Linked DNA regions of Homo sapiens: region 1 is linked to region 2. A link is an interaction called in ENCODE POLR2A ChIA-PET data of the cell type or tissue named here. Cell type or tissue: GM12878. All regions are shown on one strand. Links, peaks and the distances in the headings refer to the core of each region. The heading gives the core; the rest is flanking DNA.

What was found. ChIA-PET counts read pairs that join two places held together with the same protein. Peaks named below come from ENCODE experiments on the same cell type or tissue, not always from the same donor. Only the 100,000 strongest peaks of a DNase experiment are listed, where the experiment ranks them.
Region 1: POLR2A ChIA-PET joins it to region 2 with 10 read pairs; 4 of 35 experiments call an interaction of 5 or more read pairs at or near these places.

The regions. Positions count from the first base shown.
Region 1 is chr5:143,288,634-143,296,633 of GRCh38, forward strand. NR3C1 (nuclear receptor subfamily 3 group C member 1) reads right to left here. Exons shown (of 9, transcript NM_000176.3): 7 at 6,827-6,957. Among named protein-coding and RNA genes, the nearest start is that of ARHGAP26-IT1, 100 kb to the left of the region's middle. In GM12878, for the core only: no CTCF peak of the experiment used is centred there; no DNase peak of the experiment used is centred there.
Region 2 is chr5:143,213,280-143,224,303 of GRCh38, forward strand. It overlaps ARHGAP26 (Rho GTPase activating protein 26), which reads left to right. Exons shown (of 23, transcript NM_001135608.3): 22 at 718-809; 23 at 9,079-11,024. The coding sequence ends at 9,167. It overlaps LOC124901099 (a long non-coding RNA gene), which reads right to left and starts at 8,144. Exons shown (of 2, transcript XR_007058981.1): 1 at 4,485-8,144; 2 at 1,158-1,320. RefSeq lists enhancers at 505-554, 1,134-1,682, 1,683-2,231, 4,448-4,547 and a silencer at 3,808-3,907. In GM12878, for the core only: no CTCF peak of the experiment used is centred there; DNase peaks (open chromatin) are centred at 4,059, 4,712, 7,632 and 8,175; H3K4me3 peaks cover 1,091 bases; H3K27ac peaks cover 8,000 bases.

The sequences.
Region 1 (8,000 bases), core at 1-8,000, 74 kb after region 2:
GCTAATTTTTTCTATTTTGTGTAGTGACAGGGTTTCGACATTTTGCCCAGGCTGGTCTCAAACTCCTGGGCTTAAGCGATCTGCCTGCCTTGGCCTCTCAAAGTGGTGGAATTACAGGCATGAACTACCACACCCAGCCCCAAAAGACTTTTTGGTAGAGATTGTCAAGCTAATTAAAAAATACGTGGAAGACCAGGCACAGTGGCTCATGCCTGTAATCCCAGCACTTTGGGAGGCCGAGGTGGGTGGATCACCTGAGGTCAGGGTTTGAGACCAGCCTGGCCAACATGGCGAAACCCCGTCTCTACTAAAAATACAAAAATTAGCCAAGCATGATGGTGGGTGCCTGCAATCCCACTGCTGGGGAGGCTGAGGCTGCGATGAGCCAAGATCATGCCACTGCACTCCAGCCTGGGCAACAATAGTGAGACTCCATCTCAAAAAAAAAAAAAAAAAAGGAAGTGGAAATGCAAGGAAACTAGAATATCCAAAACAACAGTTTGGAAAAGAACAACAGATTTGGAGAATTCATATTACCAAATTTCAAGATTTACTGTAATGCAACAGTAATCAAGACAGGGTGTTATCAATATGAATATAGGCATACAGATCATTGGGTAAGAAATACAGATCGTTGGGTAAGAAAAAGAGTCTGAAAGTAGACCCACACATATACAAACAACTGATTTTCTACAAAATTGCCAAGTAACTCAATAGGGAAAAGAGAGTCAAGTTCTGGAGCAACCAGATATGGATTTTGGGGAAGAAAATGAACCTTGTCCCTTACCTTGCATCATATACTTAAGCATGTGAGCTGAAACTACAGAATTTCTATAAGAAAACAAATAGTAGAAAATCTTTTTAACCCTGGATTAAGCAAAACTTTCTTAGTAAACAAAGACACGAAGCTTTCTTCAAAATTATACACTTTTGCTCATCTCTACATTTTTTTAAGAAAACTGTAAATGTAATCCACTTAAAGAAAACATGCAAAACATATATTTAACAAAGGGCCACATTGAGAATATTTGAACAATTCTTAAAACCCAGTTAAAAAATGGGCAAAAGATTAAAAGAGGCACAATACCAAATAAGAAATATAGGTGGCCAATAAGCCCATGAAAAGATGCTTAATATTTTTAATCATCAGTATACCTACGATGAAAGAGGCTGACAGTACCAAGTACTGAGGAGGATATAGAATGGATCTTAAGAAGTCTCATACATTTCTGGTAAATGTTAACAATTGCGGAAAAGTTTGGCAATTTTAAAAATAAATTTAAACACACACTCAACCTATGTCCCAGTGATCTCACACCTCAGTATTGACCCAAGAGAGATGAAATGTACATCCATATCCTTATTTTTTTGTCTGCTTAATTTGTAAGAAAGGTATAGTAAAATCTCATTATTTTTACTAGATTTATCTAAGTATTCTTGTTCTATGAATTTTTGTATTATGTAATTTGAAACTATATATTTACAATTATTTTTCCTGAACAAATGCTTTAAGGAGTATTTTGCCTTAACATCTATTTTGCTTGGTAATAATGTAGCTCCTTCGGTTTTGTTTTGGTCAATATAGGGGCCAGCAAACTTTGGCCTATGGGCCAAATCCTACTTGCAGCCTGTATTTGTAAATAAAGTTTTATTGGAACACAGCCATGCCTGTTCTATTTGAGTACCGTCAATGACTATGTTCCTGCCACAAGGGCAGAGTTTAGTAGCTGTGACAGAGACTGTGCAAAGCTAACAACATTTACCATCTGGCCCTTTACAGAAAAAGTTGGCCATGTCTTGGGTTATACTATGCAAAGTAGATCCTTTTACTTCAGCCTTTCAATATCTTTATTCAGATATAGCTTTTTTTAAATAGCATAAATTTGGATTATTTCTAAAATCCTGTCAGATTAGCTTGGAGCATTCAGTCCATCTCTACATTTATTTTATTTTTGAGACAGTGTCCCTCTGTCACCCAGTTTGGAGAAGAGTGGCACGATCTTGGCTCACTGCAACCTCCATCTCCCAGGTTCAAATGATTCTTGTGCCTCAGCCTCCCGAGTAGCTAGGATAACAGGCATGCACCACCACACCCGGCTTTTTATAGTTTTAGTAGAGTCGGGGTTTCGCCATGTTGGTCAGGCTGGTCTCGAACTCCTGACCTCAAGTGATCTGCCCACAGCCTCCCAAAGTGCTGGGATTATAGGTGTGAGCCACTACACCTGGCCCCATCTCTATATTTAATGAAACTAAACTACTGATGTGTTTGAATTTAGCTGTACTAATGTACCTTATCTGTTACTTCCTGTTATCATGCCCTTGTTTATGCATTTTTTTCTCCCTCCTCTCATGTCTTTCATTCTTTTGGATTGTTTTTCTTAGGTATTCTCTTCCCCCAATGGTTTGGTACTTTGCATACCCTGCATACCCTATTTCTAGTTGTCATCCTTGAAACTTACTTTAGTTCTACTTTTTAGCCCTCAAGGAAATTGTTACTGTTGTTATTTTATATACATAGTAAATGTCAGTTTAAATGTATCTATATTATTTACCACTTTTGTTATTCTTCAGTCCTTCTTAAAGATGGGATTACTTTTATTATTTTTTTTCTAAGATGGAGTCTCCCTCTGTCACTAGGCTGGAGTGCAGTGGTGCTATCTTGGCTCTCTGCAACCTCTACGTCCCAGGTTCAAGTGATTCTCCTGCCTCAGCCTCCTGAGTAGCTGGGACTACAGGCGCGCACCACCACCCCCAGCTAAGTTTTGTATTTCTAGTAGAGATGGGGTTTTACCACGTAAGCCAGGATGGTCTTGATCTCTTGACTCTGTGATCTGCCTGCCTCAGCCTCCCAAAGTGTTGGGATTACCGGTGTGAGCCACCACGCCTGGCTGGGATATATCCTCTAATAATTTTTTAGTGAGCATCTGGTGGCAAACTTTATTTTCACCTCCTAGTTAAAAAAATAGCTGATTGGTGTACTTAGAGCATTCAAATTTAAAGTAATTACTGATACAGCTGGATTAATGTCTACTATGTTTATATTGCATTTGAGTTTGGGGGAATTTCCTTTGACCTATCTATCTTCAAGCTCACTGACTCTTTGCTTGGCTGTGCTCAGTCTACTGATGAGCCCATCAACATCATTCTGCATTTCCTTACAGCATTCCTTAGCATTTATTTTTAGAGTTTCCATCTCTCTGCGTACATCACTTCTTGCATGTTGTCTACTTTTTTCCATTGGAGCCTTTAACCTACTAATCATAGGTATTGTAAATTCCCTATCTGATAATTGAAATATTTGTGTCATATCTGAGGACTGCTTCTGATGCTTGTTTTGTCTCTTCAGACCGTGGGTTTTTCTTGCCTTTTAGCATGCCTTGTAGTTTTTTTGCTGAAAGCTGGACATGATTGATATATCAAAACTGAAGTAATTAGACTTTTAGTGTGAGGTTTCATGCTAATCTGGCTAGGAGCTGGGCTGTATTTAATGTTTGCCATAATTGTAGGTACTGGAGGCTTCAGTTTCCTCTAGTTTCCTTGTTTTTATTTACTTTTTCTTCTGTTGTTTTTGGGTTTCCTAAGAGCTCCTTAAACAGCTTGTGTCTTGCAGCTCTCTCAGTTGTAATCCACTGTTATTTTATCCTGGAGCCCTGTTTATATGGTGGTAAGGTGTTGGGGAGGGGGAGGGGAATTGTTTTTTAATCTTTATGATTAAATCTCAGTTTTTTTTAGTGGGTCTGAATCCCTGGGCTGTGACTTTCAGAAATGAGACAAGAAGGCTAAGGAAGGGCTAGAATCCTCTATTTGCCTTTCCCCCAGGTCACATAAGGGCCTGTTGAATTAGTTTTCCTTACAGGGCAGGCCTTTTGTTGTGAACACTCTGCTACGTATTTCCAAATTTTACCTTCCCTCTACTCCTACCAGAAAAAGGAGGGAATTTTTCTTGCATCTTCACCATAAGAACCTTGTGGAGTTTCTGGAAGTTAGAAATTTTGTGGGGTAAACCCAAGAAATTGCAGGAAACCCCCACTAAGACTGGGTCCCTGGGAGTTTTTAACTCTGAAGCTAGTCCTCACTCAGCCTCCAGCAATTCATCAAAATTGCCATAGTCTTCCTGGCTTCAGTGGCATCTTTTCCCAAATTGCCATAGTCTTCCTGGCTTCAGTGGCATCTTTTCCCAGTAAGCTGATCTTGGCTGTTTCTCTGTATTTGTCTATTCTTCTAGATTTTGAAGTGGTGGTTTGTCCTATGACCTCCATTCTCTGAGGGATCTAAGAAAAGTCATTGCTTTTCCAGTTTCTATAGCTTTGTTGCCATTTTCCTGTTGTGATTTTCAGTACCTACAGATTTCCCTTGTGGTTTATATACACAAACATATACACAATCATTAAAAACAATTGTATTCTTCTGCTTTTAGATCCATCCACTGCCTTTTCAACTGCATTTATATTTCCATCCCTTGTTTTTAAACTTACTAAATATACAGAACCAGTCCAAATGCCCATCAATCAACGAGTGGATAAAGAAAATGTGGTATATATATACCATGGAATACTACTCAGCCACAAAAAGGAACAAAATAATGGCATTTGCAGCAACCTGGATGGAACTGGAAACCATTATTGTAAGTGAAGTAACCCAGGAATGGGAAACCAAATATTGCATGTTCTCACTTCTAAGTGGGAGCTAAACTATGAAGATGCAAAGGCATGAGAATGATATTATGGACTTTGTGGACTAGGGTTGGGGAGGGGATGAGGGATGAAAGACTACACATTGGGTACAGTGTACACTGCTCGGGTGATGGGTGCACCAAAATCCCAGAAATCACCACTAAAGAACTTATTCATGTAACCTACCACTACCTGTTCCCCAAAAACCTATTGAAATCATTTTAAAAAAGATTATAAACTTAAAAAAACCCCAACTTACTAAACTTACTAATTTACCAGGTTCTACAAATGCCGTCAAAGAGCAAGTTGGCTTGAGTTCCACTTATCTCTGTAGGTTCCTGCCTTCACTTAGTTCTTAATTTTTTTAGTCTAGCATTTTTGGTGGGAGGTTATATACCTATTCCAGTAGTCTATCATAGTAGAAGTCTATATCTTAAGGTATATATTTCCATCCTTATGATTCTATTATTTTTTAACAAGAAGAACTCGTGATATTATTTACAATGAAAAAAATCATATAGCTCAATTAGTCTGGGATGTATACAATTGAAACCATTCTTTTTTTTTTTTTTTTAAACAAGTAAAGTTGTTAGTATCCAGGCACTGAATTATACCTTCATGGTATCAATCAAAGCTATGATCAGAATTTTATGTAACTGCTTAATCACTTCTTTAACAAGTGTACCGCTACAGGTAACATTAAACGTCTCTAGCAATGATCTTTATCGGGTTCTCTTGCCTTGACTGAAATATTATTAATACTTCTTATATCCATTAACATAAAATAACTTTTTGTTGAGCAAAAATAGTGTGAAAACATTAAGATGAATGTGCGCTTTGGAAATGTTTAAATAGATATGAAATGATTAAATAAAATCACAGTCTTGTGCAACATCCATAGCTTACAGTTATTTGGCAACTATGAAACCACAGTTACTAATGGAATTAAGACTTTTTAAAAAATTGCAAATGTACTTATTTGTATATGAAAGAGGTATTCAGCTATTAACTCAGTATTTAATAAACATTGATATGTAATTTTTACTTGAAATGGCCTAAGGTTTATAATACCAACTAGTTCATAGAGCTTTTTTTAAAAAAGACTTTTTTTAGAGCAGTTTTAAGTTCACAGCAAAATTGGGAGGAAGGTACAGAGATTTTTCATATACCTCCTGTCCCACACATCATCACCCAAAGTCCATAGTTGAGGGTTCACTCTTGGTGGTGGACATTCTTTGGGTTTGGATAAATGTATAATGACATGTTTCCACCATTGTAGTATCATACGAAGTATTTTCACTGCCCTAAAAATCCTCTGTGCTCTGCACATTTATCCCTCCCTTCCTTCTAAACCCTGGCAACCGCTGATTTTTTTTTGCTGTCTTCACAGTTTTGCCTTTTATGGAATGTTATATAGTTAGAATCACACAGTATGTAGCCCTTTCAGATTAGCTTTTTTCACTTAGTAATATGCATTTAACGTCCCTCCATGTGTTTTCATGGCTTGACAGCTTATTTCTTTTTAGTCCTCAATAGTATTCCATCATCTGGATGTATCATAGTTTATCACTTCACCTACTGAAGGACATCTTTGTCTTTGCTAGCTAAAAAGTAATCTCACAGAAGTTCGTTTTATAAACTCTTGTTGCCATTTTCTAGATAATGAATCTCTGACAATCCAGCTCCCATGCTATGTTAACCAATCCCCAATAGTAATTAAGCACACCTTTTCTAGGATGCGCCTTTTTCTCCCATAATTTCTCATACATGCTAATACTCATTAGGAAACTAAAATTTTTAACCAAATAACAGTGTAGTGGACAAAATCACTGTAGTTAGCTTTCTTTTTCCATGTCTTCCCATGATCAAAGATCAAAGGAAGGAAGGAGAAAAAAGTCTACACAGATTCTTATCAACAGAGATCCCTATGCAGCTCATATACCTCTCTGTTTCTGCCATACCTATTTGTCTTATTAATCTTGGTGTCACTTACTGTGCCTTTCTAATATTTTACATTCATAAAAATCATCTGACTAGTAGGAAATAATAGTAGACTTGGTATAATTATTAGTACTATGTATATAAATTAACCTTTGTTTCTAGGCCTTCATATTTCATGCTTTTGACATAAGGTGAAAAGGTGTTCTACCAACCTGAAGAGAGAAGCAGTAAGGTTTTCATACAGAGATACTCTTCATAAGATACCTGAAGCCTGTGTAACTCAGAGGAAACATACAGCATGTGTTTACATTGGTCGTACATGCAGGGTAGAGTCATTCTCTGCCTGTGAAAGATAAATAGCAGGGTATTAGTTAGAAATACTGCTACTTCCCCCCAAAAAGCACATTTTTGTTTTGTTTTGCAAAACTATGAACTCATAAAGAAAAACAACTACTGCAATAATATTATTGCTAATTCCCTATAAAATCAGAATTTTGGAGAACTTTCCTTAAACTTCCTGCATCTTGGCTGTTTAAATAGACTAATGAATAATCTAATGTAACAGTGGAGATATTATTTTCTATCATGCATGCCATGTATTATTTTATTATTTAATTAAAGTGTTAGAATTCTTATAGAACTTATTACTAGTTGCTCATTTAAATCAAGGTTTATCATTTGAATACGGTCAATTAGACGACAGTTTTAGGTCCTACACACTTGATTTTTAAAGGTAAATTTTTTCACAGCAGTCCATCCTAAAGACAAAAATGTGTGACACTGTTCACAGTTATGCAGAGGGCGAGACCTAGAACTTGATTCTAGACTTCTGATGCTCAAAATCTGCCTCTGACAGGCATATGCCTTAATATTCTTTAAACTAAAGGTACTAAACCAATTCTTGCTTATGATTCTGAAGTCATTACATACCTATGATTTTCAAATAGGTCTCTAAAGTTTCCTGACTTGTGAAATGACACTAAGAGCCTGAAACTGGGCCCAGTTCACAGCTTTTAAAATGCTTCAAGATTTTTTTTTTTTTTTAAGTTTCTGACAGAAAGTCGTCTTGGACTTAACAACAGAAAGGTTATTATTTTTCTCTACTGAATATGTGGTTTATTCCTTTATATAAAATAAATTAGACATGACTTATATGCTGCCAAAGTGATCAGAGGCTCTTCAAATTTAAAATCTGCTCTTACCGAAGAGGCACCTCCCTAGTCCTTAATAGTAGGTAAAGCACTCCTTTTCTGGGAGGCACCTTTTTTTCCTTTAGTTTCTTGTACATGGTTATACTCATATAACTGAAAATTTCAACAAAGTTATAGTGTAGTAGAATAAGTAAAAACTCATTCTTGTTGGCTGTAAAAACAACAACAATTTTTT
Region 2 (11,024 bases), core at 1,204-9,203:
GAGAAAAGCAAAAACAAACCAAAAAAAATGCCTCATGTCCCCTCTCCCTTCTTCCTCCTCCCCACACTCCCCATACAGGTGCACGTGTGTGCTCATGCACACACATGTGTAATTGCCCTCATGCACCTTGTCTATTCCCTCCCCTGGGGGTTGGAGAGCTCCAGCTCTGGAATCCTGTCTCACCAGCAAGACCCAGTCTAGTAAGAAATCAGGAACATCTGGGAGAGCTCATGTCCGCCCGTGGCCTGGAACTGAAACTTGGCTTTGCTGGAATTTCTTCTTTTTGACTCACTGAGCATTGCCAGCTTTCAACAGGTTCTGTTGGGAGTGTGTTCCCCAGAGCAGCTTGGAACTTCTTTCCTGCCCCTGCTTCCCTCCCTTCCCCCAAGGCACTCCTGCTCCAAAAATGGGGCCCAGCCTGCCCTCCCGCTGTTTGGCTGTTGTAACTCCCAGGTAAAGTTTTAACATGGCACAAGGTGACCCCACAAAAAGTGTAGTTTCTTGAAGCTTATGGCTTTTCTCTGAATATTTCTCATTTTTCTCCTGTGATCTTTGCAGCTTTCCCACCTCATGTCTTGCCATCTGGCTGCCTTGCCAGGCACTTCCCACGAGAGGGGACTAGGTAGCTTACAGGGAAAGGGAAGAAGAGAGATGAAATGTCTGGGGCTTTCTAAGGGTTTTTTCAAAAATGTTAAATAAACTCCTGTTTTCACACAGCACACCGTTCCGGAAGGCAAAAGCCTTGTATGCCTGCAAAGCTGAACATGACTCAGAACTTTCGTTCACAGCAGGCACGGTCTTCGATAACGGTGAGTTTCTCATCCCCTCACAAAGATATGGGCGGGGGGCGGGGGCAAGGGGAGCACATAAATAACTGGCATTTTCAAAGCTCCTCCCGAGGGAAAATCTCAATACAATGGGTAAGAAAAAAAGTGTGTGTGCGTCTGTGTGTGTTGGTTTCTGTGTCTTTTCCCAAAATAAAATAGCAGCAGCAGGACTTCCGGAGACATTGTGAAGAGTGGACTAGTGTAATCAGCTCCATGTTGAGTTGTTACCACTGTAAATGAGATTGTGCCTGCAAAAGACCCAGCCCAGGACCTGGAAGTGGCTTTAAGAGATCATACACATCACATGTTTAAAATGGTACTCAACATGTATTAAGCATTCACTAAATTAATATTTTTATTATTAAAACCATCATCATCATTGTATCCATCTTCGAAAAAGGCCCTGATGCTCTCATAGTTCACAGTGACAGTTTTTCCTCACTTTTGTCTGGGCAGTGGGTGCTGCACCTGATTCCGTGGGTCCTGGCTGCATCTGTAAACACATTCCAGGCCAGAGCAGAGATGAGTTCCTGGGGACCAGCCCTTGACTGTAGTCACGTCCACAGGGGCTGCCATTGTGTGTGCCCAGCCCCTGCATTCAGCATAGCAGAGATATCCATCAGGTACAGGTAGACAAAAGGGGGAACAAGGCACAGAACATGAGGGTCTCTCCCAGGTCACACTCAACCCTTGGCCTTCTGGGTCAGCAGGAGTGGGAGGGATTACCCCAGAACTGCATGTGGGCGTCTGAGTCTGCATTCCCTTTTATCGTTCTCAAAGCCTCAAGCACTGTCCTTAAGCCTTTGCTCCATTAACTTTCATCTAGGCCCTTTATAAATCAAAATGCACGAACAGCCAGCCCAGCCACCTCTCCTGTCCACAGCTGGTGCTTGCAGGCCCCAGCAGACTGCAGGTGCAGTGGGTCTGCTGAAGGCTGTCCAAAGCCATTTCACTGGTGAGTGTCCCCCACACAGGCCCAGGCGGCGGAGTCCTGGCCCTGCCGTAACATGACACGGCCCTTGCAGAAGACAAACCAGAATGGGCTGCGTTGCTTGGGCTTCTGCCCCCCTGCTTTGTCAGCAAGGAAGGGGCTTCTGCCTATAGAAGAGCAGGATTTGAGAGATTCCTACATTGACAGGTGAATCCAGGGCTTAAAGGTCTGTCCTCTAAGTCCCAATTCACTGCTCATATGGGCAGGGGATCATCATGTTTCTAACAACCATTCCCTCTGACAACACAAAGGACTCCTGATCTCAGGGGCAGAATTGTTTTAAACTATCAAAAGTTATGTATATGCTTCTGTCTTCTTTTTGATTCCTTTTGGTGAGTGCAGCCTTCTTCCATTTTTTAACGGTTTATTAAGATAGCCATACAACATACAATTTACCCATTTAAAATGTACAATTCAATGGTTTTTAGTATATTCAGAGTTGTGCAACCATTGCCACTATATAATTCCAGAATATTTTCATCACCCCCAAAAGAAACCCCATACCTTTTAGCAGTCATGCCCCACTTACCACAACCCATTTCCATCCAGCCCAAGGCAACCACTCTTCTACTTTGTCTCTCTAGATTTGCCTGCTCCGGACATTTCATACAAATGGAATTATATAGTATGTGATCTTTGAAACTGGATTCTTTAGTTTGCATAATGTTTTCAAGGTTCATCCACATTGTAGCATGTCAGAACCTTCTTCCTTTTTATGTGCGATGGTATGGATATAGCACATTTTATGTAAGCTTATTCATCAGTAGATGGGCACGTTGTTTCCTCTTTTTGGCTGCTTGAATAATGCTGCTGTGAACATGTGTGTAGGTTTTTGTGAGGGCGTAGGTTTCCAGTTCTCTTGGGGATATACCTAGGAGTGGGATTGCAGGGTCATATTAATTCCGTGTTTAAGTGTTTGAGGAAATGCCGAACTGTTTCACAAAGAAGTTGCACCATTTTACCATTTTATGTTCCTACCTTCTTTCATTTTTAAGTCTTTCTGCAGTAGCTTAAATAGTTAAGCATAAAGGGGGAAAAAGGAAGAGAAGCCTGGATGATTGTTAACTGCCAAGTCCTTTTTTTCCCCAGCAGAGTGTCCTTCAGCTTCCACAGCCATCTTCACTGCCACACCGAAGCTCCGGGCACCTCCACCTCTCACCTGGGCACTTCCACTGGCCGCCTGACACATCTTCTCACATCTGCTCTTGCTGCCATAACCCCCTCTTTACAGAGCAGCGAGAGTGATCTTTGAAAAACGGAAATGGCATTAAAGCCCTTCAGTGGCCTCCCATTGCTCTGAGAATTACTTACAAGGCCCTCCAGGGCCCAGTTCCTGCCCCTCTGACCTCACGCCCTCACTTGACATACTACAGCCTCATGCCTTCTTCATGTTCTCAAGCAAGGTCGGCAAACTATGACCTGCCCGTCAAATCCAACCTGCCACCTGTCACCTAACAATTCTGTAACTGCTCCCACATACAACATGGTCGTCATCATAAATCCTATAGGTATTGTTGAGAGCAGGAGGAAAGTTTGGTTGAGTGAGTGAGAGACCTTACCCAAGCCTTCCTGTGGTCTCTAGGAGTCATGGCAGAGTTCGCTGACACTGGTCTGCTTTTAACCAGCCTTGCCAGTGACCTTTCAAATTCCCTGAGGAGCAAAAGGCCAAATTGAACCTGAAAGAAAACACCTCTCAGTGTTGACTGAGTTGCAGTAGAAAATGGACCTGACAAAACGTTAGTACACTTTCTCAATTGGGTTAGCTCAAAATATGTTATTAGGTCTTTTTTCCAGAGGAAAATGCTTACACAGACCCTCTTCCTCCCCACTCCTTCACCTCTACAGGAGAAAATGAGGCATTACAGAACACTATTATTCTGTCAGGCGGTGGGTGGGGTGGGGGGTCTTTTTCCTTGTTCCATTTCTTGTTAGTTTACTGCTGGGGATATGAGGTAAAGGCTGTTTAATTTGTATGCTGTGTAGTTGTCAGATTAAATGATCAAACCAATCAGAAAGTGCACGTGTGTGTGTGTATGTGTGTCTTTTTGTGTGTTTCAGGATTAAGAAGAATGAATAAGGAAGAGGAAAAGGGAGGGGCCCGTGGAGGGGAAAGTCTGTTGTTTCGTAATGATTAATCTTGAAGCCTTTGGATTCCAGGGGCCCCTACTGTGACTCTGGAGTGGCTGCTGCTGTCAGCTCATGGGCTTTGTGCAGTGGGAAATGGATGTGCAATACGTGCAATACCTAGAAATAATTCCAGTGTCATCCCTGGCCAATCTACTGGGAAACTGTCCATTTCAACAAGAGCACCTCAGACAGTAACTGGAAAGAGAAATAGCTCATATTCTCAGGAACGTTAGTCATCTTGAAGCAGCATGATTCGTGATACCTGGAAAATGCACATGGCAGTCACTAAAATTGGGTTCTAGGGATACTTTTAATAAGATTTGAGAGGAGCTGGATCCATTCATTCCCATGGTACCTAACACAGCACCACTACACAGCAGGCCTGTCCCAAATTTCCTTTGCTGCTGGAGAACATCCTCATGGGGGAGCCCCCAAGCTGCCTAGGAAATGGGTTAACAGGAGGGCACTCAGGGATCTCCTTCAGTTTCTCCAGCCATCTTCGCTGCCACGCCCAAGCCCAGGCCACCTTCACCTCTCACCTGGGCGCTTCCACTGGCCGCCTGACACATCTTGTCACTGGCTTCCACTCTTGCTCCCAGAACCCCTTCTTCACATAGCAGCAAGAGTCATCTTTGAAAATGAAAATCACATCATGTTATTTCCTGCTTAAAATCTATCAGTGGCCTCCCACTGCTCTGAGAATGACTTACAAGGCCCCTAGGGCCTAGTTCCTACCCCTCTGACCTCCTCTCACCCTCACTTGACATACTGCAGCTTTGCAGGCCTTCTTTATGTTCTCAAGTAAGGTCAGCAAACTATGACCTGCCAGTCAAATCCAACCCGCCACCTGTTTTTGTAAATAAAGCTTTACTGGAACACAGACACTCATGCCTTTGTGTCTGCGTGTTATCTGTGGCACTACAGTGGCAGAGTTAAGGAGAGAGACACTCTCACTATGAGGCCCTTTAAGAAATAGATGCACACCACTGTTCTAAAATCATGCCCAGCTTTTTCCCGTCACAGGGCCGTTGTACTTGCACTACCCACTGCTCTAGTCTTTCTCTCTCCTTTTACCACTACCTAAAATTATATGCTTGCTTATTGCTTGATTGTCCTGCCGAGCAAAATCTGGTCTGCTTGTTCTGTGCTATGTGCAAGGACCTAGCATGGTGTCTAGCACGTGGTAGGTGCTCAGTAAACATTTGTTAAATGAGTGAATGTACTTTAATTACCCAGGGGTCTGCACCTCTTTTAGTTAAGACTTCTTTTGGGGACAGTCAGCCATTAGAGACCTTAGTCACACACTTGCTCCCTGTCCATGGTGAGTGAAGGAGGGCAGAAGACATGAGTTGTGTACACAGGGATGTATGGTGTACATGGGTAGAGCCGAGAGAAAGTGGTTGGCAGGAAGCTCACCCATGTCCCCAGCAGCTTATATTTAGTATATGCTGTTGAGCTGAAGAGCCACTCAGGCAGCTTGTGGCAACACCTTTTGTGTTTGTATAGCATGTTGGACACTGGTGCAGTTCAGTGTTGCACATTGGCGCCATTCAGCCCAACAAGCACTTAGCATCTTTGATGTTCAGAGCATTGGGCTAGGCAACAGCAGTAGTAGTTAAGGTGACAGACTCTGGGATCAGATGTCTTGGTCTCTGATTCATTTTCATTGTCTACCAGCTATTAATATTTAATTTTGGCCAAGATGCTTAACTTTTCACAGCCACAGTTTTTCATCAGTAAAGTGAGGATAATAGCAGAACCAACTCCATAGTCATTCTGAAGATGAAAGGAGGAAACTCAGGTGTGAAGTGCGTATTCGCAAAGGGTCTGCCACCTGGCATGTGCTCAACATGTTATCATCCTTATCAGCATGGGTCACACCCTCTGGTTAAATAGAGGCCTGATACAGTGGGAAGGGAGTTGGTCTCTGGAGTCAAACAAGCTGGGTTCAAATTTTGGTTCCAGTATTATGACCATGCACAAATTATTTTACCTCTCTGAGCCTTAATTTTCTCATCTGCAAAATACAGATAATAATAATACAAGCTGGGATCCTGAGGATCAAATGAATCAACATGTCTAAAACTCCAAGCACACAGCAGCTTCATAACATATCTAAGTGTTAGCTTGTATCATTATAATTCACGAGGCAGAAGGGAGTTACTGAAGGTTGTGGAGCCAGGAAGTGCTATAATCCAAACCAAAACGCACTGAAAAACTAGATAGAGAAGCAAAGCTTAGCACGTTTGAACAGCATATAAATAGGACCCATGAATACTATGTGGAATGTACTATGAGCATTTTAGGTGTCTGGAGGAGGAGGGAGCAGGTAGAAGGGATTCCATGGTAGTATTTACAAAGGAAGTGGGGCTTCAGCTAAGCCTTTACATGGAAACAGAAGACAGCAGAAAGAAAGGGGGCACTGGTGCTGCCTCCCTCCTCTATTAGTAAATGACAATTTGCATTTTATCTCAGAGGCATTTGGGCACAGAAAAGTTATAGCTCCTAACTTCCTGTGAGCTAGTGAAAATACAGGTTCCTGTGTCCCATTCCCAGAGATTCTGCTTTAATTGATTTGCCATGGGGCCCAGGAATGTGCAGTTTGAATAAGCATCCTGAGGGTTCCGAAGCACATGGTCTGGCACATGCTTTCGTATAAATCCTGGCTTGAAGCCTCAGTGAGTCAGCAGTCCAACCCAAAGGCTGTGTTATCTCCTGCCATCTCCTGTGACCTACCTTTTGGCCTCCAGTTTGGAGGGCCTCTCTTGTCCCCTCTAATTCTTCCCTTAGCCCTCAAATTGCATTGTAAATGTTTTCACCCCAGTACCTGTGCTGTGGGTGAACAGCTAGCCAGGAAAAGGAGAAAGGTCTGAAGGAGATGGACTCAGTGCATCCAGTAGAGTAATAACTCAACTTGGAGCTTGGCTATAAAGCGGGAGGGCCTGGTTTTTGTTTTTTTGTTTTGTCAGTCTGGCTGCTTTATTCTTTCTACGTTTTTATTTTGGAGAATGGGTTTGATTTGTTAATTTTATTCTAAACATTTGATTTTTCCTGAAGCTTAGGTGGGTGGTAAGGGCCATCTGGTTTTACTAGGTCGCTACTAGGAGGGGGTCTTGCTGAGCAGTCCCGATCCAGGGTCTCCTACTGACTAGCCTGTACTGAGCATTTGCTCTGTGCCTGGCTCTGTGCCGAGTGCTTTATCCACACCAGCTCCTTTCATATTTGCAAGAACCCAGTAAAGGGAAGAGGGTCTTGTTGTCACCAGTATGAAGTGCAGAAACTGAAGTGATCTTGGAAGCTTTGGTTGGATGGATGGGCAGAGGGCAGGGGTATATGGGTGTTCTTTAAGAGTGGCATGGGAGAGCTTTGGTCATTGGAGAGGCCAGGTTGCTTTTAAGTTGTGTCTTCTTCCAAGGCACTTCTCTCCCAGACTGTCTCTTGTGTGGGTTGTCATGAACCCAAAGTATCCTTGCTGTTTATTCCTGAAGCTTAGTGATCTGAAATTGGCCAACTTTGGAGGCCAACTAATAGATGTTTAACCTTGTCTTTTCCTAAGGAGGCACTCAAGGTGTACCCAAAGTTGACTGACACTGATCTTCTGGAAGCCTCAAGGCTGATTCTTTTGCTGCCTCCCATTTGTCTCCTTTGGTTTCTGTTCTTGCGTCTTTCCCTACAAACTGAAACTAGAATTCTGTAGCAGTGTCGGAGCGGAAATGCTTTTCTAAAACAAGCTCAGGAAGTCATTTAATTAGCCCAGGAAGGGAATAGGGGAAAATCTATTCTCTCCAAATAATCTTGGAAAATTGGAGTTTTCCTAACACATTAAGAGTAAATGTCCTGCCTCACTGCAGAGTGATCTGTACATCTTCAGTTGACAAGCATGAACATCCCCCACCTCTTAGTCCCATGATTCCTTCTCTCTTCCTTCCTGCTATTGACTACTGTGCAGACTCAGCTGGATTTTAGATAATCTTTATAATATCACAATGGTTTCCATGGAGATGGATCATGATGTCACAAAAGTAGATATATATTCTTTGGATACTGAAAAATCAAAGGGCAATAGAGGGAGGAAGAGAAGAATTTTCAAACTGGTATATAGAGGAGGGGGAAATCTAGAGAACAGGAAAGAAAACTAAGAAAGGGTGTGAGTGAAACAGAGAAATGGCTATTCAAAGGCTATTCAAAATGACAGCAACCAAAAAAAAAAAAAAAAAAAACCCCAGAAAATTTGCAAGGAAATTAGAAGCAGGGGGTAAGGATTTGAAGGAAAGTAAGATGATGACAAGAAGCTGGATTGATTGATTGAGACAGGGTCTTGCTCTGTCGCCCAGGCTGGAGTGCAGTGGTGCAATCACGGCTCACTGCAGCCTCGACCTGCTGAGCCCAAGCGATCCTCCCGCTTCGGCACTCCCCCTCCTCCAAGTAGCTGGGACTACAGACACGCTCCATCAAACCTAGGTAGTTTTTGTATATTTTGTAGAGACAAGGTTTTGCCATGTTGCCCAGGCTGTTCTTAAACTCCTGGGCTAAAGCAATTCACCTGCCTCAGCCTCCCAAGGTACTGGCATTACAGGCGTGAACCACCAGGCCCAGCCTCTAGAAGCTGGATATCTTTAAAGAGTAGTTCTTAGCAGTCTTCCATGGGCACTGCACTGAGTACATAGTTGATACTGGGCAGGTGGGTGGGTGGATGGATGGAAGGAAGGAAGGAAGGAAGGAAGGATGGAAGGATGGATACATGTATGGATGGACCAGGACAACTGTTGCCCTCTAACAAGAGTAGGAATCTGTCACTTCTTTGTAGTTTAAACCAGGAGCTTCAGAAAATCCGTGAAACCCCTAAAATTGTACACAAAATTTTGTATGTCTGTGTCTGTTTCCTTTTTCATTGTAAAGAAAGTTCAGGACAGCTTTCATCAGAAGGCTTATATTCCACAAAAGGTTCAGAACCTTTGGTTTAAACTTCTAGAATGATGTAACTTAATAAGTGATTGTACTCATTGTCCAAGCTTCCTTCATACACACACACACACACACACACACACACACACACACACCCCACACACACATCTGCCGCCTGCTCTATCTGTAATGCCATCTCTTCTCGCTTTCTCTCCCCTTCCTGTACAGTTCACCCATCTCAGGAGCCTGGCTGGTTGGAGGGGACTCTGAACGGAAAGACTGGCCTCATCCCTGAGAATTACGTGGAGTTCCTCTAACCGTGGGCCCCAGCAGAACTGCTGAGCTTTACATGGTATCCATGACAACTGCTGATTCCAGTGTCGAGGCCATTTCTCTTTGCCACTGAGAAATGCAGCGTGACTGACTCTGTTGCTACCTGTCAACATGAATGTTTCTGTGAGCTCTGGTGTCACTCATCTCCATGATCATCTCAGCCAACATGCATCAGTACTGCAAGAAAAGAAGTCAATCAGCAGAGGAGAGCATTTGATAACTAAGAGGAAGACTTGCAAAGCCGTTTTCTCATGAGTACCCTGAATAGGGGGCACTCATTTTGTTTCAACGGTCCAAACGCCCAACCTTCAGAAAGAGGAAGTCAGATAGAAATAGTCCCTGAGAGCACACTGTGTAGCTAAGCCTGCTGGGGCTGGGTGAAGAAATTGGCGCTGAGATCCAGGCTGGATCCATTGCTTTTGTTTACAATAGGCACTCTCTCTACCCCACCTCTCAGTACTTGAGACTTAAAGTGCTACAGGCAGCTGGATCTGTTTGCATGCAGGATGAAGAGGGTTAAAACACTGTTTATATAAGATCCAATCTCTCACCATCTCTAAAGCAGCCGTTGGCCTGTCATCAGTGAGATACAATCCAGTCTTCTCATGCACGGGAACACACACACCCTGCGTTTCTCCCTCCCAGGCTAGGAACCTCTCTGCCACCAAGGGCTGCCATCCATCGCCTAGTAACCACGGCAACCCAACCTACTCTAAAACCAAACCAAAAAAATAAAATAACACATCCTCTTTGCATGACACATTTTTTTTCTCCCCTTTTTGGTACACTTTTTTTGAATGGTTTTCTAACAACTTGAAGCACAGGATCAAGGAATTAGGGTGGTCTACTTGAGGCAGATGGGATAGTAGCTGGGAACTGTTCCCTTTCTGATTAATTTCAGCAGCATCGGAATATATTTGGAGCACACCCTAGTAACCTCTTGAGATTAAATTACATAGTCTTAATATTTCTGTTCCTCCATGCAACTGATGTTTGTTTTTTAAAGGGTAAGATGCTGCCTCCCAATGGGTGATGCCATCTGACTGGTTTCCCCATGTCCTCCCATTCACCCATCTCTGCTCCCACCCTTGCCTGCCTCTAACCCACCACTGGCCAGCCCCCTTGCCCTACTCTGGGCTGCTGAACACTGGTGCTGTGGTGGTTTTCAAGGTTAATTCCTAGGCTAACCGTATGGCCTATAGTTTAAAAGCACATCTATGTTCACTGCCACTCTGAAAAAGGGAATTATTTCTCAGTCTTTCAAGGCTTGAGACTAATATAGGCCATTGTGATTCAGGAAGAAACCCAAGGTTGGAGGGTGGGATGAGTACCCTCTGAAAAAGGGAATTTGCTGGTGAAAAGAGGCTGGATCTTGTGGAAGACTGTCTTGGATGGGGAAGTACTACCTGGAGATTTCAAATTCACTTGGCCTGCAAACAACAGAGTTATCCGTATCTTCCACATGTGAATGTCATTGCAAGGGTGACTCTAGACAAACTACAAACCGATGGACCGTCAAGCTCCCCAGGAGCCCCTTGGATGGCAGCGTTGCTTCAGAGTGTTTCCTGTTTCTGGAATTCCTTGTTAGGGAACTTTAAAGAAGAAAAGAAAAACTTGAATTGTGTTGAATTACTGTATCTTTTACTTTTTTTTTTTTGAAAAGATAAACTTGTAAATAGAGTGATTTGAAATACTATATGGCAAAGTTTTATATTTGATATTCTTTAAGTTAGTTGCTCACACACTTAGGCTTTGATTGCTGAAGAAGTATGTTTAAGAGGGAGAGAGGGGAGGCAAAGCTGAAGAGAGTCAAGGTCACTGTCCCCGCTTCGGCCTGAAGG